7 separate regions of the Homo sapiens genome follow, and regions 2, 3, 4, 5, 6 and 7 are each linked to region 1. Evidence: chromatin loops called from intact Hi-C (ENCODE). Cell type or tissue: heart right ventricle. All regions are shown on one strand.

Region 1 (4,000 bases):
TGAGGAAACCAAGGCACAGAGAGGTCAAGTAACTTGCCCAAGGACACACAGCTAGTACAGGGGACTTGAGCCCAGCAAGCTGATCCCAGGTCTGCGTTCTTCACATTCCTGCTCTGCTATCTTCACTATTCAGCTGGGCTTTTCCAGAAATGCTTCCTGCTATCAGGCTGGGAACATGCCCTCATGCGTCCCCACTGCCCGCGGAGGGAGGCCCAGCTCCTGTTCGTTTATAGCCACTCTTTACCTGCTGGCTCTGCAGACCTCCTTCAGTCGGGAGGCCTGCGCTTTCCTTGGCCTGCTCTTCTGAGGCTGCCCTCCAAAGCCCTGGAACATTCTATAATCCCAGTGCTGGGCGCTTCACAGTCATTGCCCTGTGTAGGGCTCTCATTATCCCCATCTTACAGATGGAGGAACAGAGGCTTGGAAAAAGGAGATCATATCTGCCCCACACTGGAAAGCAGGAGACCTGTGGAACCCAGGTCTGTCTGACCAAACACCCCAGCCATGCTCACCTGACGGTCCTCATGCTTAGTGTCGTGATAGCCGACCATGAAAGTTGACTACTATGACCGACCACCACTACTGACCGCCACAGATGGCCACTCCAGCCAGCCACTATAGCTGACTGCTGGAACTGACCACCTGCTCTTAAACACCTGCTGAATCAGGCCTGGTTCCCACTACTCTACCCAGGCAGTCTCACACCATTGCTGGAAGGTTGCTTCTATTTTTCACCCCATTGTATTTATTTATTTATTTATTTAGACTGAGTGTTGCTCTGTTGCCCAGGCTGGAGTGCAGTTGCGTGATCTTCGCTCACTGCAGCCTCAACCTTGCTAGCTCAAGTGATTGTCCCACCTCAGCCTCCCGAGTAGCTGGGACTACAGGCGTGTGCCACCATGCCCAGCTAATTTTTGTATTTTTTGTAGAGACGAGGTTTCACCATGTTGCTCAGCTGGTCTCAAACTCCTGGACTCAAGCGATCTACCCACTTTGGCCTCCCAAAATGCTGGGATTACAGGTGTGAGCCACTGCACCCAGCTTTCACCCTGTGTTAGAGATGAGGGAACTTAGGGTCTGAGAGGGAGCATGACATGACCAAGGTCACTCTGCTAGCAGGGGGCAGGGCTAGACTTAGAACCAGGGCTGGGGGACTGCAAAAGCCTCACACAGCTGCCCTGCATGTCCCAGTGACCAGGCCACCTGCATTTTTGCCCCACCCCAGGGAAACTTGAGTCTCCTGAGAAGGTCTGGCTTTTCTATTGTCCCCACCCAAAGCTCCTTGGGAGTTGACAAGAGGGACCAGCCTTGGGCTTCCGGCTTGGGTGCCCTGGACTTTTCCCATGCAGCTGTCAATGGGCCTTTGTGTGTCCAGGCTGCCTGGCCCTTGTCCACACCACATGGCTTCCTGATGACTTGGGGCGCTCGGCCAGCAGCTGTGTGTGGCCTGGGGACCCATCACCCACTGGGCAGGACGCTCTAAATGCCTTAAGGCAGGGACTTGAGCAGCCCCTAGGCCTTCGCCCTGACTTTTCCCTCTGCCAGGAAAGACCTTTCTTCAAATTCTGCCATGATCGGCAGCTTCTATCCTTCAAGGCACAACTCAAATGCCACCACTTCAAAGAGGTGACCATCTGGCTCACTGGAAGTTGCACTCTAAGAGGGCAGGGGTTTGTCTGCTGGGTAGGGGAGACAGACAATAAAGAAGGCTAGGCAGAGTGGCATAATCCCAGCACTTTGGGAGGCAGAGGCAGGAGGATCACTTGAACCCAGAAGTTTGAGACTAGCCTGGGCAACATAGTGAGACCCTGTCTCTACTAAAAAAAAAAAAAAAAAAAAAAATAGCCGGGTGTGGTGGTGCACACCTGTGGTCCCAGCTACTTGGAGGCTGAGGTGGAAGGATCACTTGAACCCAGGAGGTTGAGGCTGCAGTGAGCCTAGATTGTGCCACTGCACTCCAGCTTGGGTGACAGAGCAAGACCTTGTCTCAAAGCAAAACCAAAAACAACAACAACAAAAACCCAAAAATGTAATAAGTTAACATTTCAACAAGATCCTTTCGGGTCATTGAATGGAGCGTGTCTAGGACAGGGTCTTTCTGAGGTGGTGACATCTGAACAGAAACCTGGATGAAAAGGAGAAACCCCCGTGAGCCCCTGCGGAGCCCAGACGCAGGCACACAGTAGGCGCTCAGTAAATGAATGTGGCTGCGCAGGCCATGGCTCTGACTGCCGTGGGGGCGACTTTCCCCTCCAGGGGGCGCCTGGCAATGTCTGGGGACAGTTTTGGCTGTCACACGGCGCGCGGGGGGAAGGAGGAATGCAACAGACTCCGAGTAGTCGGAGGCCAAGGGTGCGGCTAAGCGTCCTGCCCCGCACAGGTAGCCCGCGGGATGACCCGGTCCCCGCGCGTCCTGGGTGCGGCTCGGGCGCTCCCTGGCGGCTGCACGGGGCATTGCAGCAGTCCCCGAAGAGCCTGGCGATGGGAAAGGTCCGTCCCTGCAGCGCCCGCGTGGTGACACCAGCAGCAGCGTGATAACCGCACCGCGAGCGTGTACCTGTCAACACGAGGGTAAACCCAAACTCCACGTCCACACTGCCAGGCAACTCAGGGTGAATGCATCCGCAACCCACTCCTCATCTCCCGCAGAAACCTGCTCTGCCCACAGCCTTCTTAGCCTTAAGGGCAGCCAGCTCCACCCTCCCCAGAGGCTCAGGGAGTCATTCATCCCCGACTCCTCTCTGTCTGCCACCGACATGTCCCATCCACCAGCTAATCCTGTCTGTTCCACCTTCAGGATACATCCAGACTCTGTCTCCCCACTCCACTGCCCCGCCAAGCCCAGCCGCCATCCTGTGTGCGGTCACCTCCTCCCCGAGCTCGCAGCCTCCACCCTGGGTCCTAACACTCTGGCCTCCTGGTGGAGTGATTCTGCAAGGGCCTAAGTCAGGCCAGGCTCCTCCCCTGCTCAGAACCCTCCATGACTCCCAGCTCACTCACAATGAGAGCCAAGGTCCCTCAATGGCCCTCAAGGCCTAATTTAAAATTGAAACACACTCCAGCCCCACCCTCTCAGTCTTCTGTGCTGCCTTTTTTTTTTTTTTTTTTTTTTTTTTAAGACAGGGTCTCGCTCTGTCACCCAGGCTGGAGTGCAGTGGTGCGATCTCGGCTCACTGCAACCTCCACCTCCCAGGTTCAAGCGATTCTCGTGCCTCAACCTCCCGAGTACCTGAGAGGCACGCCACCACGCCCAGCTAATTTTTGTATTTTTAGTAAAGGCAGGGTTTCACCATGCTGGCCAGGCTGGTCTCAAACTCCTGACCTCAAGTGATTCACCAGCCTCGGCCTCCCAAAGTGCTGGGATTACAGGCGTGAGCCACCGCGCCCAGCCTTTTTGAGAAAGGGTCTCGCTGTGTCACCTGGACTGGAGTTCAGTGACACAATCACGGCTCACTGCAGCCTCGATCTCGACTAGGCTCAGGCAATCCTCCCACCTCAGTCTCCCAAGTAGGTGGGACTACAGGCATGAGCCACCATGCCCAGCTAATTTTTTGTGTTTTTAGTAGAGACAGGGTCTGTACTATGCTATGTTGCCCAGGCTGGTTCCAAACTCCTGGGATCAGGTGATCCTCCCGCCTCAGCCTCCCAAAGTGCTGGGATTACAGGTGTGAGCCACCGTGCACAGCTTTTACTCTATTTTTATATACAGCAAGAATCACCAAGTGCCATATATTTTACTTATTTGTCTTGCTTATTGCCCATCCTCTCTTTGTGAACAGCTGCTGGGGGCAGGGATGGGCTGTGTCTTTCTGGTCACTGGCATCTCTCCAGCACTCAGCACTGTGTCTGGCACTCAGTAGGTGCTCAACGAATATTTGTTGAATGAATGGATGGGTGGGTGGATGGACGGATGGGGATGGATGGATAGATGGATGGATGGTTGGATAGATGGATGGGTAGGTGGATGGATGGGTGGATGGATGGATCTGCCAATAGCAGC
Region 2 (4,000 bases), 300 kb before region 1:
GTGCAATGGCACGATCTCAGCTCACTGCAACCTCTCCCTCCTGGGTTCACGCCATTCTCCTGCCTCAGCCTCCTGAGTAGCTGGGATTACAGGTGTTCGTCCAGCTAATTTTTGTATTTTTAGTAGAGGCGGGGTTTCGCTATGTTGGCCAGGCTAGTCTCAAACTCCCAATCTCAGGCGATCCACCCACCTTGGCCTCCCAGAGTTGTAGGATTACAGGCGTGAGCCACCGCGCCTGGCCTGCATTTTTATTTTTTAAGAGAATATACATTTTAAATTGTTTATTTTTTTATGGACAGAACAGTATGAAGTTAGAGCACATACCTACTTTGATACTAGGTGGTATGCTCTTCCAGCTAGAGCTGCAGGCAGGATGTGTCTCCTTTATTGCTGTCCTCTACCTGTCCCACCCATCCCCATTCCCCGACTGGGTCCAGCTCAGGCAGAGGGTGGGGGCTGCAGAAATGCTTGCTGGACATGGGAATCGTGGGGTGGTGAGAGGAATACAGGTTCCAAGTCAGAAGGCCAGGCTTGGATTATCGGGTCCATCATCTGCTAACCTTGAGCTACTTGTCGTACCTCATGCCATCTTTCTGAGCCCGTTTCTTTGCTCTCCAGCTGATCTCCCAGGATTCTTGGGAGGTACCAATGAGAAACTAAAGTGATGGCATCGTGAATGCAGACATCCTTTGCAGCATCCATTTCTCTTTTTCTCTTTTCTTTTTCTTTTTCTTTTTTTTTTTTTAGAGACGGAGTCTCGCTCTGTTGCCCAGGCTGGAGTGCAATGGGGCGATCTCGGCTCACTGCAGCCTCCGCCTCCTGGGTTCTAGCAATTCTCCTGCCTCAGCCTCCCGAGTAGCTGTGATTACAGGCGCATGCTGCCACACCCGTCTAATTTTTTTTTAAATTTTGGTAGAGACGGGGTTTCACCGTGTTGCCCAGGCTGGTCTCGAACTCCTGAGCTCAGGCAATCCACCTGCCTCGGCCTCCCAAAGTGCTAAGATTACAGGCGTGAGCCACCGTGCCTGGCTGCAGCATCCATTTCACCTACTTTATCAAGCACAGGCAGGCTCTGTGTTAGGCATCGTGGTGAACAACACAGACATGGTCCTTGCCTTTATGGAGCTTACCACGAGCTTACCAGCTTACCAGGGAGGGTGAGGGGTGGACAAAGAGAGGAAGCTAATGAATGAATGAAGTTGATAGTTTCAGATTGTGGTTATCGTAGGAGAATGTGACAGTGTGGAACTGGGAAGGTGAGATAGGGTGGTACCTCTAGAGGCTGATGTTTGAGCTGAGGCCTGAATGATGAGAATCTTCCTGAAGCAGAATTTTATCCCAAGTGGATTTTGTTTTCTTTTGTAAAGACAGGGTATTGCTATGTTGCCCAGGCTGGTCTCGAACTCCTGGCCTTGAGCAATCCTCCTGCCTTGGCCTTCCAAAGTTTAGGGATTACAGGCGTGAGCCCCCGCACCTGGCCCCTAAATGGATGTGTTTGCCTCCTGTACTCCTCAGCCTTATTTGTCACTGTAGCACTGGGCTCCCTCAGCAGTGCAGTGTGTTGGAGACAGTGGCCTCTCTGTGTCCCTAGTTTTGCTACACATCCCACCTCTCACCGCACCATTAGTACTCCCAGGAGTCTCCTCCTGGGGACAAAATCTGTGGAGGAGCCAGACTACTGGCTCTTTGAGATGAGGATGATTTTGTTGACCTCCTGATAGTTGCTGGGCTCGTAGGACCTTCCTAGCTGAACACAGGTCTGCTAAAGGAGTCCCCCACATGCCAGGCCCAGTCCTGCTGCAGCTTCTCTCAGCCCCTTGCTGTCTCCCACACTCAGCAGACATGAAGCACACAGGTCACCTTACTGAGCAAGATGGTCACAGGCCTGCACCCACGGAGCTTCTGGGCAGGAGCAGCAGGACCAGAGCATGTGAAAATGCACATCTACCACCCAGTCAGAGGTATTTGCCCCACTCAGAGAAGGCCTGTCCACTTAGGGGTACAGCACCTTCAGACAACAGCAATGGCCATCAAGGACTTCCCGGAGCCGGCTCTCTGAGCAGCTTCATATTCCATCATGCATAATCCTCTCGCCAGCTCTGGACAGAGGCGCTATTATTAACCCCGTTTTATAGGAGAAAACCGACACCCAGGGAGGTGGAGCAATTTGCCCAAGTAACCTGGAGAAGCAGCCCTGGCCTCACTCGCAGGTGCCTGGCCTTGGACCCCGTGTCCGTGACCCTGCGCGTGTTGTCTCCCCTGGCCCTGGCAGTGTCCCTCCATTAATCCGGATTCGCTCCCAGCGTTGTGGTGACAAGAATATTGCTGGATCTGTGCCTGTTCTACTAACAAGTGGCTAAGCAGATGACAAGATTGTGTAAAGCCTGTGTCCCAGCTCAGAACATTCTATCCTCTCCCAACAGGGGGCTGTCAAGCGCTCTGGTGATAAAGGGGCCGCAGGCTGTCAAAGGCCGGTAACAGCACTCCAGGGGCCGGTAGCCACGGTGGCCTCTTTTGAAAATTGTAAATAAGACCGTATCTCTCTCCCCTCGCTGTAAACTCTTCAGTGGCTTCACGTGGCTCTTTGTATAAAATATCGAATTCTGAATGTGCTCTTGCGGCCTTGGGGCTGAGGGTCCCGCTGATGCTGGCATCTGCCTCTCCTCATGCCCCTGCCCTCGTGGCCTCGGCCTCACTGGCTGCAGTTCTGTTACTGTTCCAGGCTTCCTGCCTCAGGAAAGCAGGGTGTGGTGGGTAAGGGCATGGACTTTGGAGCCAGATTGCCTGGGTTCTGAGCTCAGCTTCTCTGCCTCCTGAGAGTTCTATAACCTTGGACAGTTTCTTTTTCTTAAAAATTTTTTTGTATTTTTGTAGAGACGTGGTTTCACCGTGTTTCCCAGGCTGGTCTCGAGCTCCTGGACTCAAGCCATCCTCCCCCGTCAGCCTCCCAAAGTTCAGGAATTACAGGTGTGAGCCACTGTGCCTGGCCTACCTTGAGCAGTTTCTAATGTCTGTGTCTCAGTTTGCACATGGTCCACTGGGGCTGCCTGTAGCGTCTCTCTCCTAGGATTGTTTAAGAAGAAAAAGTGAGGCTGGGTATGGGGGCTCACACCTGTAATCCTGGCACTTTGGGAGGCCAAGGCTGGTGGATCACTTGAGGTCAGGAGTTCGAGACCAGCCTGGCCAACATGGTGAAACCCCATCTTGACTAAAAATACAAAAATTAACCAGGCGTGGTGGCAGGTGCCTGTAATCCCAGCTACTTGGGAGGCTGAGGCAGGAGAATCGCTTGAACCCGGGAGGCGGAGGTTGCAGTGAGCTGAGATCACGCCACTGCACTCCAGCCTGGGCTACAGAGCAAGGATCCATCTCAAAAAAAAAGTAAGCGAGTTAGTGTGTGTGAAGCTCGTCACGTGTCTGGAGCCTCTGGTACTATTAGCTCAGGGCCTTCCTCTACTGCGACTCCTTCCCCGGCCTCTTGGCCTGGCAGACTCCTCATCCTTCAGGTCTGTTGCTGTCTCAAGAGGGCTTTCCTAAACTCGCCCTTCCCCAACGAAACCAGGACAGGAGCTCCTGCTGTACTCACCCGAATTTCTCTTTCAGGAATATTAATCGTATTTTTCATTTGTGAGCACAACAAAGTCAAGGTCCATCTCTCTCTGGCCTCTGTTGTAACCCTGCTTGTAGTACATGCTCTGTAGTGTGCTGCTGGGGTCCAGTGTAGCCCAGGCCAGTTCTGCTGTTCATTTTGCCTCAGCGACCTGAAGCCGAAGCGCGACCGTATCGAGGAATGACATGCTTCTTGTTCCCCTCCTTCCAGAGCACTCCGCTGGTCCAGGCGGCAACATGTCCATGCTTTTAGTGATGTCCCTGCCTCTAATCCAGAAGCCATGGAGGAGATAAGGTAGCCCCCCTCGATCGGATGGGGAAGCCCAGTTCAATGGATACTAAATTCAAGGATGACTTATTTCGGAAGTACGTGCAGTTCCATGAGAGCAAA
Region 3 (4,000 bases), 320 kb before region 1:
TCTCGAGTAGCTGGAATTACAGGCATGCGCCACTGCACCTGGCTAACTTTTGTATTTTTAGTAGAGACGGGGTTTCACCATGTTGGCCAGGCTGGTCTTGAACTCCTGACCTCAAGTGAGCTGCCCACCTTGGCCTCCCAAAGTGCTGGGATTACAGGTGTGAGCCACTGCACCTGGCCCAAAAAATATTTTTAATTAAAACAACATCAAGATGCCAAGTAATGCAACTAATATATGTATATGTTTGTATATGATAAATAGATGCCTTTGGAAAGTAGGGTGACCAAGTGTCCAGGTTTGCCTGGGAGTGAGGGGTTTCCCAGGATGTGAGACTTTCAGTGCCAAAACTGGGAAAGTCCCGGGCAAAACAGGATGAGTCAATTGCCCTACTGGAAAGATTTTTTTTTTTTTTTTTCTGAGACGGAGTCTCACTCTCACCCAGGCTGGAGTGCAGTGGGACCATGTTGGCTCACTGCAACCTCCATCTCCTGGGTTCAAGCAATTCTCCTGCCTCAGCTTCCTGAGTAGCTGGGATTACAGGTGTCCACTACCACGCCCGGCTAATTTTTTTATATTTTTAGTAGAGACGGGATTTCGCCATGTTGGCCAGGCTGGTCTCGAACTCCTGACCTCAGGTGATCCACCCGCCTCGGCCTCCCAAAGTTCTGGGATTACAGGCGTGAGCCACCGCGCCCGGCCTCCTGGGAAGATTTCTGAGAATCTGGTACCAATGGTTCCTATTAGAAAGGGAAAATGGCCCGGGTGTGGTGGGTCATGCCTGTAATCCCAGCACTTTGGGAGGCTAAGGCAGGTGGATCACTTGAGCCTGGCGGTTTGAGACCAGCCTGGGAAACATGGCAAGACCCTGTCTCTATTTTATATGAAAAGAAACAAACAAACAAAAAACCAAAAAACAAAAGGGGAGCTAAGGGACTGGGTCTTAGGTTCTGGGCCTGGAGAAAGACTTCTCCTTCTGTTTCCTCTTGTGTTGTCTAAATATTTATATCAAGTTCATGCACCACTTTTTAATTAAAAATTCGGGACCAGGTGAGGTGGCTCACATCTGTAATCCCAGCACTTTGAGAGGCTAAGGCAATTGCCTGGAGCCCAGGAGTTCGAGACCACCCTGGGCAACATAGCAAGATCCCATCCCTACAAAAAATACAAAAAATATCTGGGCATAGGGGCATGCACATGTGGGCTCAGCACTTGGGGAGGCTGAGGAGGACTGCTTGACCCCAGGACGTTGAGGCTGCAATGAACCATGATCGTGCTATTGCACTCCAGCCTGGGTGACTTTTTTTTCTCTTAAAAAAAGAAAAAATAAACAATGATGCATTAAGAACAGTTAAGATGAATCGGAAGTAACTCCAGCCCTCAAATCCTGTAACTCTCAGGCGTCACAGTTCTATCAGCCTCAGGCCACATGTAAAATTTATCGCTATACTTGTCTAAGTTAGGCATAATTTACCCCATCATGTATTGCTACATTTTTAAACCTGTGGGCAGATAATTTCATCTTGATTTCAGCCGGTTCTTCAAGATTGCCAAATTGCTGAGCGCCAGGAAGAATTCCTACTGACACCACCAGGGGGCGTGTGAGCATCTCACAGACTCACCGGGCCCTGCGAAGAGAACACCGGCTCCTTTATTCTTTCCAGTTCTCTAAGTATTTCCTGCCTCTGCCCATCATGGCTTACTGTACATTGCCTGAAAACAAAAATTAAAAAAAAAAAAAAAGAGTCTCAGCCTAAAAGGAGTCTTAACAGAGGAGACACTGGCATGTAAATATTCATTCAACCAATAACTCTATGTGCTAAGTATCCTGGTAAGTGTTGGAAATGTAACAGTGAATTATTCAGTCTCAAACAGGAAAGCCACGCGGGGATGATCACATAAAAATGCGGCCCCTGGCAGGGTGCAGCGGCTCACGCCTGTAATCCCAACACTTTGGGAGGCAGAGGCCGGTGTATCACTTGAGGTCAGGAGTTTGAGACCAGCCTGGCCAACATGGTAAAACCCCAGTCTCTACCAAAAAAATACAAAAATTAGCCGGGTGTGGTGGCGCATGCCTGTTAATCCCAGCTACTAAGGAGGCTAAGGCAGGAGAATCGCTTGAACCCAGGAGGCAGAGGTTGCAGTGAGCCAAGACTGCGCCACTGCACTCCAGCCTGGGCGACAGAGTGAGAGCCTGTCTCAAAAAAAAAAATTAAAAAAAAACTGCCTCCAGAAAATTGCATTTCATCAGTTATCCCACCAGCTCATAGCATTTTACAGTTTCTATTATATCAAGGGTCAGCCACATAATGAGGTAAAAACATAACGATCTCATAATATCTGACAAGAACTACAACCAAATAATGAGTACTAACAAGAAGACATTGAAATAGGGGATTTGAATCCACCTTCATCTACAATAAACTGCACCTCATGTGTATATTGTGACTTGAGACATTGGCTAAGGATAGAAGAAAGTCATCACAATTAACAAGACATTTCAAAACTAAGCATTCACATAGAAGTAGAATTTCCGGGTCATTTCGTAAATGTGTGTTTAATTTTTTTTGTTTTGTTTGTTTGTTTGTCTGTTTTGTTTGTTTGTTTTTGAGATGGAGTCTTGCTGTTGCCCAGGCTGGAATGCAATGGCACGATCTCGGCTCACTGCAACTTCCGCCTCCTGGGTTCAAGCGATTCTTCCACCCCAGCCTCCTGAGTAGCTGGGATTACAAACACCTGCCATCATGCCCGGCTAATTTTTGTATTTTTGTAGAGATGGGGTTTCACCATGTTGGCCAGGCTGGTCTTGAACTCCTGATCTCAGGTGATCTGCCCGCCTTGGCCTTCCAAAGTGCTGGGATTACAGGCGTGAGCCACCGTGCCCGGCCAATGTGTGTTTAATTTTATTAGAAACTGCCAAACCAAGCCATTTTCCAACTATTTCCCATGACCACTAACAAGGTATGAGTTGCTTCACGTCCTCACCAACATTTGGTTGTCAGACACTTTTAGCCATTCTAGTGAGTGTGTAGTGGTACTGTGCAATTTTAGATTTCATAATGATTAATGACGTTGAGTACCTTTTCATTTGTTTATTGGCCATTTTGTATGTTTTACCTCTGTGAAGTGTCTGTCCAGATCTTCTGTTATTTATTTATTTATTTTTTTTTTTGAGATGGAGTCTCACTTTGTTCCCAGGCTGGAGTGCAGTGGTACCATCTCGGCTCACTGCAACCTTTGCCTCCCGGTTCAAGTAATTCTTCTCCCTCAGCCTCCCTAGTAGCTGGGATTTCAAGTGTGTGCCACCACGTCCAGCTAATTTTTTTGTATTTTTAGTAGAGACAGGGTTTCACCATGTTGGCCAGGCTGGTCTCGAACTCCTTACATCAAATGATCCACCCAGATTGGCTTCCCAAAGTGCTGGAATTACAGGCATGAGCCACTGTGCCCAGCCACACCATTTTTTTTTTTTGAGACAGGGTCTTGCTCTGTTGCCCAGTCTGGAGTGCACGGATTCCAATGGTGTGATCGTGGCTCACTGCAACCTCCACCTCCTGGGTTCAAGCAATTCTCCTGCCTCAGCCTCCCGAGTACCTGAGATTTCAGGTGGGTGTCATGAGATCCAGCTATTTTTTTTTTTGTATTTTTAGTAGAGACAGGGTTTCACCATGTTGGCCAGGCTGGTCTCGAACTCCTGACCTCAAGTGATCCACCCACCTCAGCCTCCCAAAGTGCTGGGATTACAGGTGTGAGCCACTGGCCTGGCCCCCCCCAAAATTTTTTTATTGTGATAACATACATAACATAAAAATTGCCATTTTAACCACCATAAAGCATATACTTTAGTGGCAGTAATTACATTCACAATGTTGTGCAAACATCGCCTCTGTTTCCAAAATTTTTTCAGCAACCTAAACAGAAACTCCATCTATAAGAAATAGCTCCCCATTCCTCCCTCTCCAGCCACTGGTAACCTCTAATCCTTTTTCTGTCTCTATGAATT
Region 4 (4,000 bases), 240 kb before region 1:
AGACAGTGACTGTATGAGACTGCTACTACTGCCCCAATGACAGAGGAGAAAACCGAGGGACAACGGGATGATGAAGTAACTTGTCCAAGGTCACTCAGCTAACAAGTAGCAGAGCCAGGCTATCTGCCCAGAGTCGGTACTCCTACCCCCAACAGTAGATACAGCAATACCCAGAGATGAAGGCAAATTCAGACAATACCACATGTGACCCAGGAAATCAATTGAGGTGACGTGGGAAGGTGGGGTGGGGGTGTGGGTGTGGGAGCCACTTAGATGGGGCGGTCTGGAGAGGCCTCTGTGAAGGGATGACACATGTAAGCAAGAACCTACATGTTAAGAAGCAGCTGGCCAGGCCAAGAGCTGCAGGCTGAGGTGACAGCAAGCGACTCCTGCGGTGGGAGCAAGCCTGCTGCCTGAGGAACAGAAGGAAGGTGCATGTGGTGGTGGGGGTGGGGTGAGTGGCAGGAGCCATAAGAGGCTGGCGAGGGAGGCAGGACCAGCTCCCTCAAGGGGCCTCATGTGCCACATGAGCCTGGACAATTCACTCTCCCTGCCCTTTGGTGATTTTCCCACAAGCCTCTGTGCCATGCCTGTTGCAACTTTCTTTCCAGGGCAGCAGAATGGTGGGTCTGCCCCCTTCCACAACACCAGCCAAAACATGGAGACCCAATGGCCAGCCTGTGTCAGTCATCAGCCAGAGACGACTGCCCTGAGCTTCCCACCCTCACCAAGCCTGGGTCTAGGGGGAAAAGGATGCTCGGCTGAGCAGCCTTCAATGGGTGATCTTTTGGCTGCAGGGTCAGGGAGAGGAGAGCTGACTGAGGAAATGCCTGGCTGCCTTGCCAGGTACAGTTCTCTTCAGAAGTCAATCATCTGGCCTCTGGTTTCCATGGTAGCTGCCTGTGAATGTGACTCATGCGCATTAACCCAGAGTGCCTCCGGATCCCAGGCTGAGGATTCAGTTCCCAGACTTCGCCTGTCCTCACAGAGGTCATCACAGGCCTGTGAGCTCCAAGGGAGTGGATGCTGAATTTTCGTCATGGGTGAATTCCCAGGGTCTGTACTGGGCATGGCCCAGAGACACTTGCAGAAGGCAAGCAGGCAGGCAGGTGGGAAGAAGAAAGGGAAGGAAGAAAGGGAAGGTAACTCCACTAAACAACTGCCCATCTGGGAGATCCTATTTTATTGGTGGCTGGTCCCCAGGCCCTTGCACCACAACCCAGACAGAGCTTCTGGTCGCTCTTTTATTTTCACTCTCATCAACCACAGCCCCATCACCAGAGGCCGTGAAGGAAGGAGGATGATGTCTAAAAAGTGTATCCTGGGCCGGGCACAGTGGCTCACGCCTGTAATCCCAACACTTTAGGAGGCTGAGGTGGGAGGATGGCTTGAGCTCAGGAGTTCAGGACCAGCCTGGGCAATATAGAGAGAACCCTATCTCTACACACACAAAAATTAGCCGGAAGTGGTGCCGCATACCTGTAGTCCGAGCTACTCAGGAGGCTGAGGCAGGAGGACAGCTTGAGCTCAGGAGTTTGAGGCTACAGCGAGCTGTGATCATGCCACTATACTCCAGCCTCAGTGAAGCGCAGGCCCACCACAGGCTCCCAAGTTCCCTGTCCTGTGCCTCTCCTACCCCTGCAGGATACACCTTTTATATTTTAAAAATTTGTTTATGGGTATTCACTTCACAATGCTTCACCTTTTCTGTATGTTTAAAATTTTTCATAATAAAAGGTTGGGGCAACGTCCATCTTACATAAGTTGACTGATGTCTCATGTGTCCCTAAAATGTATAAAACCAAACTGTGCTCTGATCATCTTGGGTACATGTCGTCAGGACCTCCTGAGGCTGTCACGGGTGCGCATGCTCAACCTTGGCAAAATAAACTTTCTAAATTAACTGAAAAAAACAAAACAAACAAAAGGCTGGGGGAAATGCTTTGTATAAATCATGTTACACAGTTTGCTTGGGAATCTAAATTGAGGCAGAGTATTTCTGACAGTGAAGATGAGAAGTCTGAAATACAAACTGCTGAATCATTGAGAGGTCTGTATGGAAAGACGGTTATTTCACCTGGCTGTCAGCTGTTCCACTTCACATCTTTAAGACCTCGCCTTTTAAACGCCAGAAGTTCAACTTAAAAATGTATTTTCTTTATCCCATAGCCCCAAAAGATAGCAACATTAACAAAATGAAAAAGAAATGAACTAAGGCAGCGAAATAATTCAGGATCTCTAAGAGTGAAATCTCTCTCCAACAAGATATCACTAGAACAAAACAAAACGTGTGCAACGAAGTTATTTTTATGTTTTCTACAGTGCAGAGGTTGCAAAAAGTCTGTGGTCCCCTCTCATGTTTGGTCTGCATGGTATTTGTGAAAAATTGAGCAAGTTGTCAACATTGAAAAACTGGAAAATTCCCTATAAAAATCTAGAAACCCAGCATCTTTTTGAAAAAAAAGTATTTAAAATAGCCACCAATTCTGGGCCCAGATTTCCACATGGTAATCATGAGTTGGCGCTGAGAAGTGGCTGTCCCTTCATACAGGGTGTGTTCTCCCACTGGCCGCTGCCCCATGTCTAGACTCACAGCTGGCCAGCTTCCCTCTGTTAAGTGCTCTGCCAGGCCCTGCGGCTGTGTGGGTTTGCGACCCCAGAGCAGTCCCCATCTGAGGGATCGTCACTTTCTAACAGCAAAGGAAACTTCTGCACACGGAGAGGAAAACACTACCCGGCTCTAAGTCAGTGTGTCTACAGGGCAATTCCTTTCCTGTCCTCCACCTGAACATCCCAACCACTGATTCAATTCAACTTCACAGGAAGTTATCCAGCATTGTCTGTATCTCTAACCAGTTGCCCCCAAAACAAGTGGAAGGTTTGAATACTGTGATACCTTCCTTTACTGGGCATTTCTTTTTATTTGCAAAATACCTACCAAACACAGGACATCAGTTCTGCTTTATTTCCAGCTCTCATGGAATAGGACTACTTGTTTATGTATCAAAACTGTCTTACAACAAAAGCTCCAAAATTGTCCTGGGCTGGGGTGGGTGGTGAGTGGAGGTAGAAATAGAATTGGATTTGTTATCAGAGACACAGTTCCCATGAAAAGGGTTCCCAGATTCTAGTCCCAAGTTGCTAAACTGCTGCTAAATCCTGAAAGCTCTGACTGGCCCCATGGCAAGGATCTGGGGACGAACATGTGACCCTGCTGCCCAGCTCCCCAGCCATGTCACAAGACCAAATGCAGACACACTGAGCAAGGCTGTCTGCTCTCAGAGGGGGGAACCCAGACTATGCTCAGCATGGGCACTTTTTCAGCACTAGATCTGGTACCTTCTGAGAGACAACTGCCTCAACCTAGTGAGGTTGCTTCTCACTATGCAATTCTGGGAAATCCTGGATGGGGCTCATGGGAAGTGCTCACGGGAGTGGCTTCAGATGGAGGGGCTTTCTACAATAACCACAATAGAGGTCTTGGCCCTGCTTCCCCCACCACAGGCTTCGTGGGAATCCCAGAGGAAAGTTTCTCCGTCACTCCCCCTCTCCATCTCTAATCTGTCAAGAAGACTTTTTGTTACGGCGACTGAAAAGTCTTGTAAATAAGAAGACAATGGTACAGTGTACGCGTGCACACAGGCAGGGCAGTTAGCTGAGCAGAGTTACTCCCTCCCAAGCTTAAACTAAATCATTCCAATCAGCAATGCCCCACTAGGGATCTTCAAAAGTCTTTAGGATACTTTTGATTCATTTCAGAGATACAAATTAACTCAGAGTAAGATTCTATGGCAGAAATCCTTACCAAAAATAAATACACAGAGAGAGAATAGAACAGTACCACACCCAGGAAGCAATGTGGAGAAACATTTCCCCTGTCTGAAAAGCAGTCGCATGGGTGTTACAGTATGAAGGATTTACCTGTCTGTCATGTTGAGTTTAGAGATTACATCAGCCTGTAAAATAAAACACACAAACACACAGACACACACAAAAAAAA
Region 5 (4,000 bases), 280 kb before region 1:
CAGCCCTGAGCCACCCCAGGCCACACCCACACCCCAGCCTGCCCCATCCTCAGCAGAAGTGGCCTGGCCTCGGCTACCCTGCTGAGGACTCTCCAAGCATGTGCGCCCTGCGGGAACACGGACCTGAGACTTCATGAGGCCAAGCCCTGCCGATGGCACCTTTGCCAAAGGTTTTAAGAAGGGTCCCCAGTCACCCATCTTTCAGCATTCCATGGCACACAAAGGAATCCTGTGGGCTAACCTGGGCGACTCTGGCGCTCAGGCCTACCCCTTGGCCTCATGCCAGCCAGCCCAGCCCAGCTCACCCACTGTGAAGAGGGGTGGCTGGCTTAGGGTAGGGGCCGAGAGGGCTTCAGTTCTGCCTCTGGACAGTGTGTCTGACCTCCAGATGATGGAACTGAGCCACCCTTAGCCTGGCCCTGGCCCATCCCCCTGCACACTTATCTCGGGGACCTAGAAGCCAGCCCTTTTCCCTGCGAGACCCCACACAAGCCACGGGGTGGTTGTTCCGAGGGGTCATAACAACTACAGGCTGCAGAAAGCATGGGATTCATTCCAAGAACTCGTTCCACACAGCAGTGCCTGTGGTGGAGGGGCTGCTGGCTAAAGGGCTGGTTTCCTCCAGCGCTCCCTGGCTCCAGCCTTCACTCATCCTGAAGTATTCCTCCTACACGCCACAGTTCTCCTGTACCATGGCCTAGACCCAGAAGAAAATAAATACACACGCAGGAAGATATAGTTAAGCTGCGTATTTTTATATCTTCTATGCATTCACTGCCCCAAATAGAATTATTGGGTGTGCTAAAGGTAGACAGCAGCAATTTGTTATTCTCAGGCAAAAAAAACTGACCCAGAAAAACAGACTTCTATGGCCTTTTGTTACCAAGGTGAGCCAAGATTGCCAAGGAACACGGGGTGCCCTCATCTCTTGGGGGCACTCTCCCAGGCTGCTGACCTCACCTGGCCGACAGGGGGCAGAAGAGGCTCAGAGGAGATCGAGGCAGGTGCTGGTACCTCCTGGGAACGGTCCCGCCACCCCCTTTGCCCCCAACAAATCCTGGGGCCCCTCCACCAAGCCCCACATGCTCTTCCGCCACAGCATCGTTTTCAAGTCTCAGCTCAAAGTGTGAGGCCAGGTGTGACCTGGCTGGGGCTATCACACCTGGTGACGAGGGGGCAGACGGAAATGGGATCTGACTCTTTTCATTGCTTTATCTGTGAATTTAAGATTAGGAAAGAAAGAAATCCTGGCAAACTGAGTTTGCAAAACAACTTACATCTGGGAGATGGGACCCTAAACTTCAGGGGAGAGTGAGTTCTGGCAGGGGTGCGAGAACAATCTGGTCTCAGATCCCTGCCCGCACTCGCCCAGGGGCAGGCAAAGGTCCCTACCCTCTGACTTCCTCTCTTCTCCACTAAAAGGAAATGGTGGAAACCAAAATTAAGCAAGGCAATGGCTCAAATTATGGGGTTGAGAAATTAAAAAAGATCATATTTTAGCTCTATCAAGTACACATTTACTTTTCATGCAAAAAGTAAACAGTGTGCTTCCTGCTTGGCTGGCCTGCTCTGACTTCAGGGTCAAGGCGAGGTGGTAGGATCGGGCCTGGCCTCTCATTCCTGGCACAGAGGAACCTGGAAGGTCCTGAGGTCAGTCCCTCCTGACATCTGGAGCCACACTGCCTGAGGTGGAAGAGATGGAGATGTGCTTGCTCTAGCCCAGGGTCCATGCTGGCCCATGTGGGCCCACTGTGTCCCCAGAGAAGCAGGAATGCACATGATCAGCCCAGGGTCCATGCTGGCCCATGCAGGCCACTGTGTCCCTTGAGAAGCAGGAATGCTTCTTAATGATGAATTAAACCACCCCAGGGTGCCAGGTTCCAAGGCTCCCTGGGACCCAGAACCACATACGGAAGTTGGCAATGGCTCTTTGATGAGCTGAGCAGTTTGAGGCTCGTCAAAGGGGAGATGAGGAGAGGATGGGAGTCATTCCATCTGGACATGACTGGCAGCTCCTCACCCTGAGATGGCTGAGGGGGCCAGGCCCCTGGGACAGGGCTGGGGTGTGTGTGCGTGGAGCGTGTGCTCCAGGATGCTGGGGCCCCAGGTCAGAGTAGAGGAGGGAGCACTGGGTGCTGCTGCTCTGGCCCCTGCCCCAGTGCTTTGGGGACCCTAGCATGGGTGACGAATGGGATCCAACGTGGTAGGGAACTGGGAGAGGGGAAAGAGGATGGAACCCTGACTAGCAGCGAAGATGGCAGCAGTGAGCAGACACTGCAGGGCCTCAGCACAGTGGCCTCCGATTAGACAAAAGAACAACTGAGTACGGGAATGGTGGGGAGGGAGATCAGATGGCAGGAGGCGACTAGAGGCTCTCAGCACTTTGCTGTAAAATGCAAATCAAGACAGCAGTTGTGGGCCGGCAGAAACCCTGTGCCTCTAGCTTTTCCCTCTAGAGGGCGCTCTGACCCCGCAAGATAAAAGCCTAGAGTTGCAGCTTGCAGGGGGCTCTAAAGAAGATACCAGAAGGTACCAGTGTAAACATTCAGAACATGCCCAGAGAAGGGCAGCAGCCGTCTGCTACCCAGGGAGATAGACTGCGAAGTGCCAATCAGGTAAAGGACAAAAGGTCACTCCGTTTCTCTCTGAGGGAGCACAGGAAGTATCACAAAAGGCAGCGGGAGGTTTTCAGGATTTCTGGGCCCTGCCACTTAGGTCAGAATTGTGGCTGCAGAGGCATCTTGATGACTCAAAGGCAGGTGGCTGACCCCTGGCTCTGCCAGTCCGGCGGGGGCAGCATGAAGGCAGTGGCTGGGGAATGGCACAACTGTAGATGGTGCTCCTCTAGGCAGGGGGCCGCAGGGGTCCTCCGGGTGGGGGGGTAGGCGCCCTAGCTTCACAGATGACTGGCACCTGGCCCCATGCTCCCTCCCCTCTGTGGGCTGAGGAGCCACACTGAGCGGAGGCTGGCTCAGGGAGGAGTCGGGAGATGACAGTTTCCCAAGAAGTCGCCTGGCTCCAGAGGCCTGTCAGGTTCTGGACTAAGGCGACTCTGCAGCCAGTACCTCGCCCCGCCCTCTTATGTCTTGAAGGGGCTGCTGGATGCACGCATCTCTGCGAGGCCCCTGCTGAGTGTCTGTGCGCAGCAAACGCCCATCCTGGGCCTGCCTGCCTGAAGCCTTGGCACCTGGCGTCAGAGCAGCTCCTGCTCGTCGTCCTCGGAGCCGGAGGGGCCCTGGCGTACCTCCTCGTACCACTTGTTGGTGAGAGTTTTCATCTGGATGCGCCCGTGGTGCAGGTCCTGGGTCGAGAGACACAACCAAGCCGTCAGGGCGTCAGGGGCAGGGCCATGGAAGGGAGGGGATGCTACTGGGTGTTTTGTGTGGGGTGTCTAGGGAGGAGGTGGGAGGCAGGGTGATGGCCACAGGCAACTTCAGTTTCAGTTGAACAAACTGAGCTGGGATTGTTCTTTGTGGGGGTGGAGGTCACGGGAGGTGTCATTCAGAAAGGAGGAGGGAGCATGGCTTGAGGCTGAACATGTGGTCTCTGGAGTCAGACACAGTTAGCTCTGCTCCCAGTTATGCCCATATTGGCTGTGACCTTGCGGGGTTACTGCACCCCCTTAGGCCTCCATCTCCTCAGCTGTCAGGGACACAGCTGCATCCACTGCACAGGATGCTGGAGAAGGAAGCGGTCGTGGTCACAGTCACTGGAGCTGCCTGGCTCCTGGAAGAGCGCACACACCGGCAGCTCTCAGGCCTGCCGGAGAGTGGAAAATGGGCCTGCTCGGAAACAAAGCGGGCAGCAGCAGGAAGAGCCCCACCCCTACCCAAGGCCTCCAACTAAAGAGAGGCCAGCAGTGCCCCGAGGGACAGAACCAGAGCCCTGAGCTGGGGGCAGACTTGGGCCACAGCTTGAGGCCCTGGTATGTCTGAAATTCCTCAGCTCCGATTCAGTAGCTGATCAATACCCCGAGTCTATCATCCAGGAAAACCAAACT
Region 6 (4,000 bases), 200 kb before region 1:
CACACCTCACACCAGAAAGAGAAGCTGTCCAAGAACTTTATGGGATTCAGAAGTCTTTAACAGGCAGGCCTTCGAGAGAAACTTACTAAGAAAATCCCTGCCTGCACAGCACAAGGGTACCAGTGGCCTCTGGTGCTTTTGAATACAGCCACTTAGAGGACAAGAACGGTAGGGAATCAGAGCTAGTATAGAAATGAAATGCTGCCTGCTCTTTGGCAAATACTGGGGGATTTAAAGGGAGGCAAACTGGAGTCTCATCACTTTCCAAGGTCCAACACTGTTTACTTAGCACCTTTGTTTCTCCAATTTACATTATTTTCCTGGCATTATTTCTGCAAGTTGAAGAAGCCACCTCAATTTGCCCAGTTGTTGATCTGGGCATGCCCTACCCTACTTTACAAAATCCCTCTCAGATTTCAAACGGCTCAAATGTCACCTCCTATTACCCCATCTTACCACACCCGAATTTACCCACTCCACTGCGTATGTTCCCACAGCTCTTTCACACTGTGCTGGGATTGTGAACTAGTACAATATTGCTATAATAACTGTTACTGTGACTACAAAAGTTATTATTTTCTGAGCACTGCTTTATTCCAGGAACTAGGTAACACACTACCTCTCATTTAATAGGTATAACATGTCTGATTGGGTATGATTACTTTCCGTTTTTTACTCATGCATAACTAAGGCTCAGGGAGGTTGCAAAACTTCACCAACATCTCAGTTAGTGGCAGAATCAAGCTGAAAACCCAAACTTGAAATCGCTGGGCTATATTGCCTCTTTTATTTTGTGCTGCTGAGGCTGTTTAGTGTCTGGGATGGAGCAGCTGCTCAATAAATAACTGATTACATGAAATGACCCCCACATGGCCAAGAAATATATTTGAAAAGTTATCAGGTGAAGGACTCCAGTATCAATGAAGGGGTTCCTTATTCATCTTCACATACTCATTCCACAAACAGTGATAGGGCATCTACAATCTGCAACAGACTCTGCCCTGCAGGTATGGAGATGACTTTTGGACTTGCCCAAAAGTACCTGGAGGACACAGCCCGTCCTTCCCCATCTCCCCTTGTCCAGCTAACCCCCTTCCTCTCTACACACCAGCCATGCTGCCTGTCACTCAAAAGCACTAAACTCTTTCTTGAGCCAGGCCTTTTGAACCTGATGTTATTTCTCCTATCCCTCATTCTGGTCATTCAAGTTTCTGCTGAATGTCACTTTTTCCTGAGTGGACTCCCCAACCTTAACTCTATTTTGCTTCCTTCAGAACACTTAACCCATTCATGCCAGAGGTTGCAATTTTTAGAACTGCAGACGTGAGAAAAATCAGACCTTGGCGATGACCTTGAGCAGTAGGATATAAATAACTCCCACATGCTTAGCGTTCCAATAATGGAACACTAGGCACAAATAACGTTAATTAATCACGATCTGAAACCACCTTGACTAATTATGGTCTTCTTTTCCCACTAGAATGGAAGCTCCCAGAGAGCGGCTCCTGGTCGGCCTCCTTTCCTACCACCTGCCCAGGGCCTGGAATTGAGTAGATGGCTAACAGTTAATGACTAAATGAAACTTAGTGAAGGAGAAAGACATGAAAACTGATCGTTATACAGGAGGCGACTGGCTACGTAGGAGGTGGGTGTGGAGAACCCGGACGACTTCCTGGAGGAGGCGGAAGAGGGCTCAGTAACCATGAGATTACCGAAAACTGGGAAAGTAAATATGGTTTGTATTTTCCGCAAGACAGCTCTCCGGGCCTGCGCTGGGCAGTAGATTCCCAGCTCGAGGGACCGATCTCCAGGGGAAAGCAAGGCCCACCTGGGCCCAGGCCCGCCCATCCCGCCCTCCTCGTAGGCACCGGCTTGGTCAGTCCTGGCCAACCAGCAAAAGAAGCTCCGCCTTCCGGGGCCGGAGGGCGGCCTGAGGCGCTCGCTGTCACCCGCCGGGGCCCAGCCCCGCCGCCTCCGCCGCCCGGGAAAAAGCCCACTCACTCCTCTTCCGCCATCTTCTCCCCCATCCTGCGGAGCTTCCAGGACCACCGAGTTCGGAGCCGCGGGGCTAGCAGGACCCGCTTTTGCTTCCGGCTTCCGCTGGAGGCGCGGGCGGGCGAGCGGGAGGCGGGGCCTCGGCCGCGCGAGGGCGGCCCTCTGTCCCTCCGTCTCAGTGGCCCGAGGGTGGGAGAAAGCGCGTGGGAGGATTGCTTCTTAGTCTCTCCCGGGGCTTTCGGGACGCTTGTCCGGCCTGGGCCACATGACCACCTGGGACCGAGAGATTCCGGCTTTTCCCCATCACAGGGCGGGGACGTTTTGGGGAAACTCCTCTGAGGTCACTGTGACTCACCCTGAGGGCAAGCAAGCACCCTCCACCCAGTGCCCTCGACTTCGCTGTGCTAAAAGAGTTTGAAAAAGGATGCCCAGCCTGCAGCCTAAGCGGAGAGACCCCAGGGGGACACTTCCCCACCCGAGCCTTAGTTTCCTTCGGCTGTGGAGAGGAATAACCGCCTGGACTTGGCAGGACTGTGCAGCATTCCATCTGTAAACATGTGTTGAGTTCAGACTATATGCCTAGCGTTAAAAAGGATGCTGATGATCTAGGGGTGGACCATTCATTAAGGGGTTCATTGATTCACCACATGCTTAGTAGATGCTTCTATGTGCCTAGCAGTGACCGGTGGGGTGGGGATGCAGGGAGGAACAAGGTGAGGTGAGAGGGGTAGGTGAGACCCCCATCGGGAGGACTGGGGCTGAGGACTTTGAACTTTATTGGCCGCTTCTGTTGCTACCTCCCTTCCTGATCCAAGGCACTCTATCTCATCTGGATAATTGCAACGGCTCCATTCAGGGTCTCTGACTCACCCCTGTTCCTTACGGACTTCCACACAGCAGCTTAACTCATCACTCCTCTGCTTAGACCCTCCAATGGCTTCCAATCTCCAGAGAAAAAAAAAACGTGGGGAATGTACAGGACTCAATCCTGCCCCCTTTTCCCCTCTGAAGTGTGTGGGAGGGGGGCATGGGGCTCTATATCTCCCCTCCCACACACTTTGACTTTCCACTATTGTCCCAGACTCACCAGGAATACTTCCACCGTTGCACTTACTGAGCCTTTATCTAGAATGCTCTTCTTCTGGGTAGCTCTTTGGCTCCCACCTCTCCTACGTTTGGCCTTTTATTTAACCCTTATCTTGTGTGTTAGACCTCCTTGACCACCCTACTTAAAATCCAAGGCCCCCCGCCTTCCCTAAACTATTTTTCCACATGACACCTAACCTACCATATGTTTTACTCATACACTTGTTTGTTAACCATCTCCCTCCATGAGAACGGAAGCTTCATGAATGCAGAAATTTTTGTCTGTTTTGTTCTCCATTTTATCTGCAATGCCTACAACAGTACCTGGCACATAGTAGACACTCAATAATAAATAATCATTGAGTAAATAAATCAGTTAATTCTAGCACACCTAGAAGGGTTTTGAACTGAGAAGTAACCTAAGCTTTGCTGCCTGTTGGGAGTTGACTGGGGATTGGCGAGAGAGAGAGGATGGAAGCCCCAAAGCCAGCAAGGAGGCTTTTGCAATAATCTAGGTGACAGCTGATGGCAGTCTGGATGAAAGTAATACGGTGGAGGTGGCAGGAATGGTTGGACTCCTGGACGCATACTGAAGACAAGGTTTGCTGACGGACTATGGCGTATAAAAGAGGAGTTAAGCATGGTGTCAGGGTTTTGGCCCCGAGGAACTGGGTAGAGAAGAAATCTGGCTCTAACCTTGGGTTCTCCATCCTCTGCAGTCTCTTAAGACTGCTAAAGCTGACTGAGAGAATGTCATCAGGATCCACCAATGTTTATTGAGTAATAATAAACTTGCTTCCTTCCTGCAGGTGTGGTGTTGGGCTATTGTTTCCTTAATTCTTTACATAGCTTTGAGGTAGATACCATCATTATCCACAGACATAGAGAAATCAAGGCACTTGCCTGCGGTCCCACAGCT
Region 7 (4,000 bases), 230 kb before region 1:
ACAAAGAATTTTAAAACACAATGATTTGGTTTTTCAAAACAAAGGGCTTTCAATCTATGAGTTGCTCTTTGCAAATCGCTGTTTTCTTTTGTTATTTAAAAACAGATTAGACTGGGCTCGGTGGCTCAAACCTGTAATCCCAGCACTTTGGGAGGCCAAGGCGGGTGGATCATCTAAGGTCAGGAGTTCGAGACCAACCTGACCAACATGGAGAAACCCCATCTCTGCTAAAAATACAAAATTAGCTGGTGTGGTTATAGACGCCTGTAATCCCAGCTACTCGGGAGGCTGAGGCAGGAGAATCGCTTGAACCCAGGGGGCCGAGGTTGCAGTGAGCCGAGTTCGCAGTGAGCCGAGTTCGTGCCATTGCACTCCAGCCTGGGCAACAAGAGCAAAACTCCATCTCAAAAAAAAAAAAAAAAAAACAGATTAATCAGTTTTGACCTGTTTGCAGAGATCTAATGTTGATATAATTTATATATTTGGTTAATATTAATCTGGATCCTGAACATTTACCCAAGTTAAAGTTACCATAATACAAGAACTTCCCTCTGCTACATAAAGCAAATTTATCTGTTTCTCTCTGACATAATTAACATCCTGTGATTTGTGTAATATTTGCAATTCAAAGAACCAGTTGCTGCCTAGCTAATGCATATCAACTGATGATAATCTTACTGTAATCTGTATTCTAAATCCAAATTTACATTAGCAGATATCATAATATTAAAATAAAATATTCAAACTTTACTTCCTATCATCTTTGGGCGAGGGTAGAAAGTGGATAGAAGTTTCAGAAGTAGCATTTCATAATCCTATCAGTCCCTTTCATATAAATTGTCACATTTCCTGCTGGAAAGTCATCTTCAACAAAATGTTTCTCTAAAAAACTATTACTTTCCTCAAATTTTGAACAAGTTTCTCTCCCCTCTAAAAAAAAAAAAAAAAAAGAAAAGAAAAACTTTACATGCTCTAATATTCAAAATGTCATGTTTTTAAGTCAAAATCAAGTCAATTTCCTCAGCATGTTTTGAAATATTTTCATATCTGCTTACAGTTAAGATTTGTTTACAAAGTGAAAGGAAAGACATGGTGACCTTCAACTTATGTTTCCTTGTTAAAAATTATCTGATGTCACTAACAGTTTGTAAGACTTGTGAATATTTTTTACATTAAATTTCCTTTTCACTTTTTCTTTGGATAGATGCACAATAAAATAATAACTTAAAAAAAAATCTGGGCTGAACATCTTAATATGCTTTTGTTTTAGTACAGGAAAATTAAAGACTTAATTTCTATGTTTTTACCAAACATTTCTAGACAAATCTAACTCATTTTTTAAAATTATGTATTTATTTATTTTATACCATGTCAACAACAAATTAAGTTTATTTTTATTTATTTATTTTTGAGACAAAGTCTCCCTCTATCACTCAGGCTGGAGTGCAGTGGCGTGATCTCAGCTCACTGCAAGCTCCACCTCCCGAGTTCAAGCTATTCTCATGATTCTCATGCTTCAGCCTCCAGAGTAGCTGGGATTACAGGCACGCACCACCACGACCAGCTAATTTTTGTATGTTTAGTAGAGATGGGGTTTCACCATGTTGGCCAGACTGGTCTTGAACTCCTGGCCTCAAGTGATCCACCCACCTCGGCCTCTCAAAGTGCTGGGATTATAGGCATGAGCCACTGGGCCCGACCATATTAAGCTTAATAAATTATTATTACTACTGGTGGTAATATTGTTATTAATAATAAATGACATTTTTATCATTAATAACAAGCAGCAGCACTTCATTTATTTAGTGTGGTGGGTGGTGCTTTGCCTACGTTCTTTCATCTAGTGTGACTCTCAAAGCACCCTGGGAGGTAGGGTTTTGGGGTTTTTGGTTTCTACTTTACCAAAAAGAAACCTGTAGGGGGCAGCGCATGATTAGATCTGTGTTGTGTCTCTGGCTTTCCTCTCTCCAAGGACTGGCCTAAACTTTCCAATCTTCACAGTTTTTTTAAAAATCACATTCACAAAATAGCTGCTGTATTATTAATACTAGTATTTTAAGTTGAATCACTTTATTTTAAAACTTAAATACATTTATGTTTAAAGAAAACTCACAGACAAGGAAAAAACCATGCACGCACACAAGCAGGCTTAAAAGTGAGAAGCTCCTGCTCAGGCAGAAAGACTCACACTAGGGGACGAGTGTGGTGGCTCATGCCTGTAACCCCAGCACTTTGGGAAGCCAAGGTGGGTGGATCACTTGAGGTCAGGAGTTCGAGACCAGCCTGGCCAACATGGTAAAACCCCGTCCGTCTCTACTAAAACGACAAAAATTAGCCGGGCAAGGTGGCGTGTGCCTGTAATCCCAGCTACTCAGGAGGCTGAGGCAGAAGAATCACTTGAACCCACAAGGTGGAGGTTGCAGTGAGCCGAGATCATGCCACAGGACTCCAGCCTGGGTGACAGAGTGAGACTCCATCTCAAAAAAAACAAAACAAAAAAAAAAACATCTCACACTGGGAGTTGCAAGGCAATGGCCGTCAAGGCCAAGCCAAAGCAGAGAAGTGGGTAGGGGCCAGTGCCACTGCTCACCAAGGCAGGGAGGAAAGAATGGGCAGGCAACTGTGGGACTAGGCAGGGAAGGATGGGGCTCCAGCCTGGGAAGGAGAAGCTGGACCAGGGAGTGGGCGAGGAGCGATAGAGGTTGAGGGATGAAGGGGAATATCAAGCTGGGGTCTGAGGCCAGGGGAGGGCACCGAGAGGGAGACATGGAAGGATGGATGGGCCTGAGAAGGTTAGAAAGGCCCCAGTGGGGGAGCTGAAAGAAACAAAAGTCCTGGGGCACATGTCCCCGTCGTCCCAGGACACAGTCTATCCTCTTTACATCTATCAGTCTGTGTCCAGGAAGACGAGTCAATGCATCATCTGTGAGCCACTTAACATCACTTCAGCCATCTTCCTGGGCAAAGCACCCATTTATGGCAAACACTGGCTCAGTGAGCCATACTGCCTGAAACCATTAAAGCAGCCAATTCATCATGTCTGCTCCTCTCCAGAAGTCAGGCACTGCAGTCCAGCTTCCACTGAGCACAACCAGGAAGGAGCAGAGCTGCTGCTGCTGCTGCTGCTAAATTATACCCAAGCTTTTAAGGAACTTGCCTTACAAACATGAGAAACTGTCCAGACCAAAGCACCAATGTGTGCCTGAGTCTCACCTTGTGTAATGAATATCCAGACTCAAAGATAATAGGGGGAAGCAGGAGGAGGAAAAACATGTTTGGACGAAACATTTCTTCTTCCTGTAAATAGAAAATGAGTATCTTAAGGGCATGGAATTTGTGTAATTAAGAAATAAATTAATCAATAAAGAGCCAAAATAATTATTCTCTCAGGGCCTGGCCTAGTGGAAACATATAATGTTTAAATAACTACCTGATAATAAAATCAAGCAGAATGAGAGATTCCCCCACCAAAAAAAAAAATGAAACTGTATTTTATTATTTTTATCATTATTATTATTATTATTATTTTGAGACAGAGTCTTTCTTGCTCTGTTGTCCAGGCTGAAGTGCAGTGGTGCAATCACAGCTCCCTGTAGCCTCAACCTCCTGGGCTCAAGTGATCCTCTCACTTCAGCCTCCTGAGTAGCTGGGACTACATGTGCGTGCTACCATGCCGGGCTAATTTTTTTTTTTTTTTTTTTTTTTTTTTTTTTAAGATACAGGGTCCCGCTATGTTGCCCAGGCTGGTCTCAAACTCCTAGCCTCAAGCAATCCTCCCACCTCAGCTTCCCCAAATGCTGGGATTACAGGCATGAGCCACCATGCGTGGCCAAGACAAGGATTTTAAAGGTGATCAGTGAAAAGAAACAGCACAACACAGTAGTATGTTTTTTATTCCTTAGTACAGAAAGAAAATTAATCTGAATACAGAAAATTTCAATTCTGGTTGCAGACTTTCAAAAACAACTCCACAAATTGGAATCCTCCAGGAAAAAGGTAA

Evidence for each region. A loop is a pair of places that touch in the nucleus more often than their neighbours do. Peaks named below come from ENCODE experiments on the same cell type or tissue, not always from the same donor. Only the 100,000 strongest peaks of a DNase experiment are listed, where the experiment ranks them.
Region 2: it touches region 1 in a loop (2.8-fold over the local background); 8 of 110 quality-filtered maps call a loop at or near these places.
Region 3: it touches region 1 in a loop (17-fold over the local background); 66 of 110 quality-filtered maps call a loop at or near these places.
Region 4: it touches region 1 in a loop (3-fold over the local background); 100 of 110 quality-filtered maps call a loop at or near these places.
Region 5: it touches region 1 in a loop (8-fold over the local background); 60 of 110 quality-filtered maps call a loop at or near these places.
Region 6: a loop joins it to region 1, with 5 times the contacts of the local background. A loop is called at or near these places in 36 of 110 quality-filtered maps.
Region 7: a loop joins it to region 1, with 11 times the contacts of the local background. A loop is called at or near these places in 100 of 110 quality-filtered maps.

Annotation. Positions count from the first base shown.
Region 1 is chr20:49,609,702-49,613,701 of GRCh38, reverse strand. No RefSeq gene overlaps it. Among named protein-coding and RNA genes, the nearest start is that of PTGIS, 44 kb to the right of the region's middle. RefSeq lists a silencer at 2,401-2,520 and an enhancer at 2,246-2,746. In heart right ventricle, a CTCF peak has its summit at 2,435 (motif pointing left); DNase peaks (open chromatin) are centred at 1,411 and 2,451; H3K27ac peaks cover 2,433 bases.
Region 2 is chr20:49,908,413-49,912,412 of GRCh38, reverse strand. SPATA2 (spermatogenesis associated 2) reads left to right here. Exons shown (of 3, transcript NM_006038.4): 2 at 3,821-4,000. The coding sequence starts at 3,923. Among named protein-coding and RNA genes, the nearest start is that of SPATA2, 5.1 kb to the left of the region's middle. RefSeq lists an enhancer at 2,207-2,501. In heart right ventricle, a CTCF peak has its summit at 2,425 (motif pointing right); a DNase peak (open chromatin) is centred at 2,400; H3K27ac peaks cover 3,894 bases.
Region 3 is chr20:49,926,435-49,930,434 of GRCh38, reverse strand. It overlaps LOC105372653 (a long non-coding RNA gene), which reads right to left. Exons shown (of 3, transcript NR_134564.1): 3 at 1,614-1,710. Among named protein-coding and RNA genes, the nearest start is that of RNF114, 8.0 kb to the left of the region's middle. RefSeq lists a silencer at 1,449-1,743. In heart right ventricle, CTCF peaks have their summits at 1,385 and 1,590 (motif pointing right); a DNase peak (open chromatin) is centred at 1,594; H3K27ac peaks cover 724 bases.
Region 4 is chr20:49,850,766-49,854,765 of GRCh38, reverse strand. SLC9A8 (solute carrier family 9 member A8) reads right to left here. Exons shown (of 16, transcript NM_015266.3): 7 at 3,922-3,956. Among named protein-coding and RNA genes, the nearest start is that of MIR12122, 11 kb to the left of the region's middle. In heart right ventricle, no CTCF peak of the experiment used is centred here; no DNase peak of the experiment used is centred here; H3K27ac peaks cover 2,193 bases.
Region 5 is chr20:49,887,130-49,891,129 of GRCh38, reverse strand. It overlaps SLC9A8 (solute carrier family 9 member A8), which reads right to left. Exons shown (of 16, transcript NM_015266.3): 16 at 1-3,301. The coding sequence ends at 3,194. Among named protein-coding and RNA genes, the nearest start is that of MIR12122, 25 kb to the right of the region's middle. RefSeq lists enhancers at 195-364, 1,439-2,250, 2,251-3,062 and a silencer at 2,443-2,562. In heart right ventricle, CTCF peaks have their summits at 972 (motif pointing right) and 2,449 (motif pointing right); DNase peaks (open chromatin) are centred at 259 and 2,459; H3K27ac peaks cover 3,566 bases.
Region 6 is chr20:49,810,950-49,814,949 of GRCh38, reverse strand. SLC9A8 (solute carrier family 9 member A8) reads right to left here and starts at 2,122. Exons shown (of 16, transcript NM_015266.3): 1 at 2,002-2,122. The coding sequence starts at 2,027. RefSeq lists a silencer at 1,874-2,153 and an enhancer at 2,304-2,443. In heart right ventricle, a CTCF peak has its summit at 2,081; a DNase peak (open chromatin) is centred at 2,179; H3K4me3 peaks cover 2,179 bases; H3K27ac peaks cover 3,810 bases.
Region 7 is chr20:49,844,333-49,848,332 of GRCh38, reverse strand. It overlaps SLC9A8 (solute carrier family 9 member A8), which reads right to left. Exons shown (of 16, transcript NM_015266.3): 5 at 3,214-3,297. Among named protein-coding and RNA genes, the nearest start is that of MIR12122, 18 kb to the left of the region's middle. In heart right ventricle, CTCF peaks have their summits at 1,707 and 1,910 (motif pointing right); no DNase peak of the experiment used is centred here; H3K27ac peaks cover 146 bases.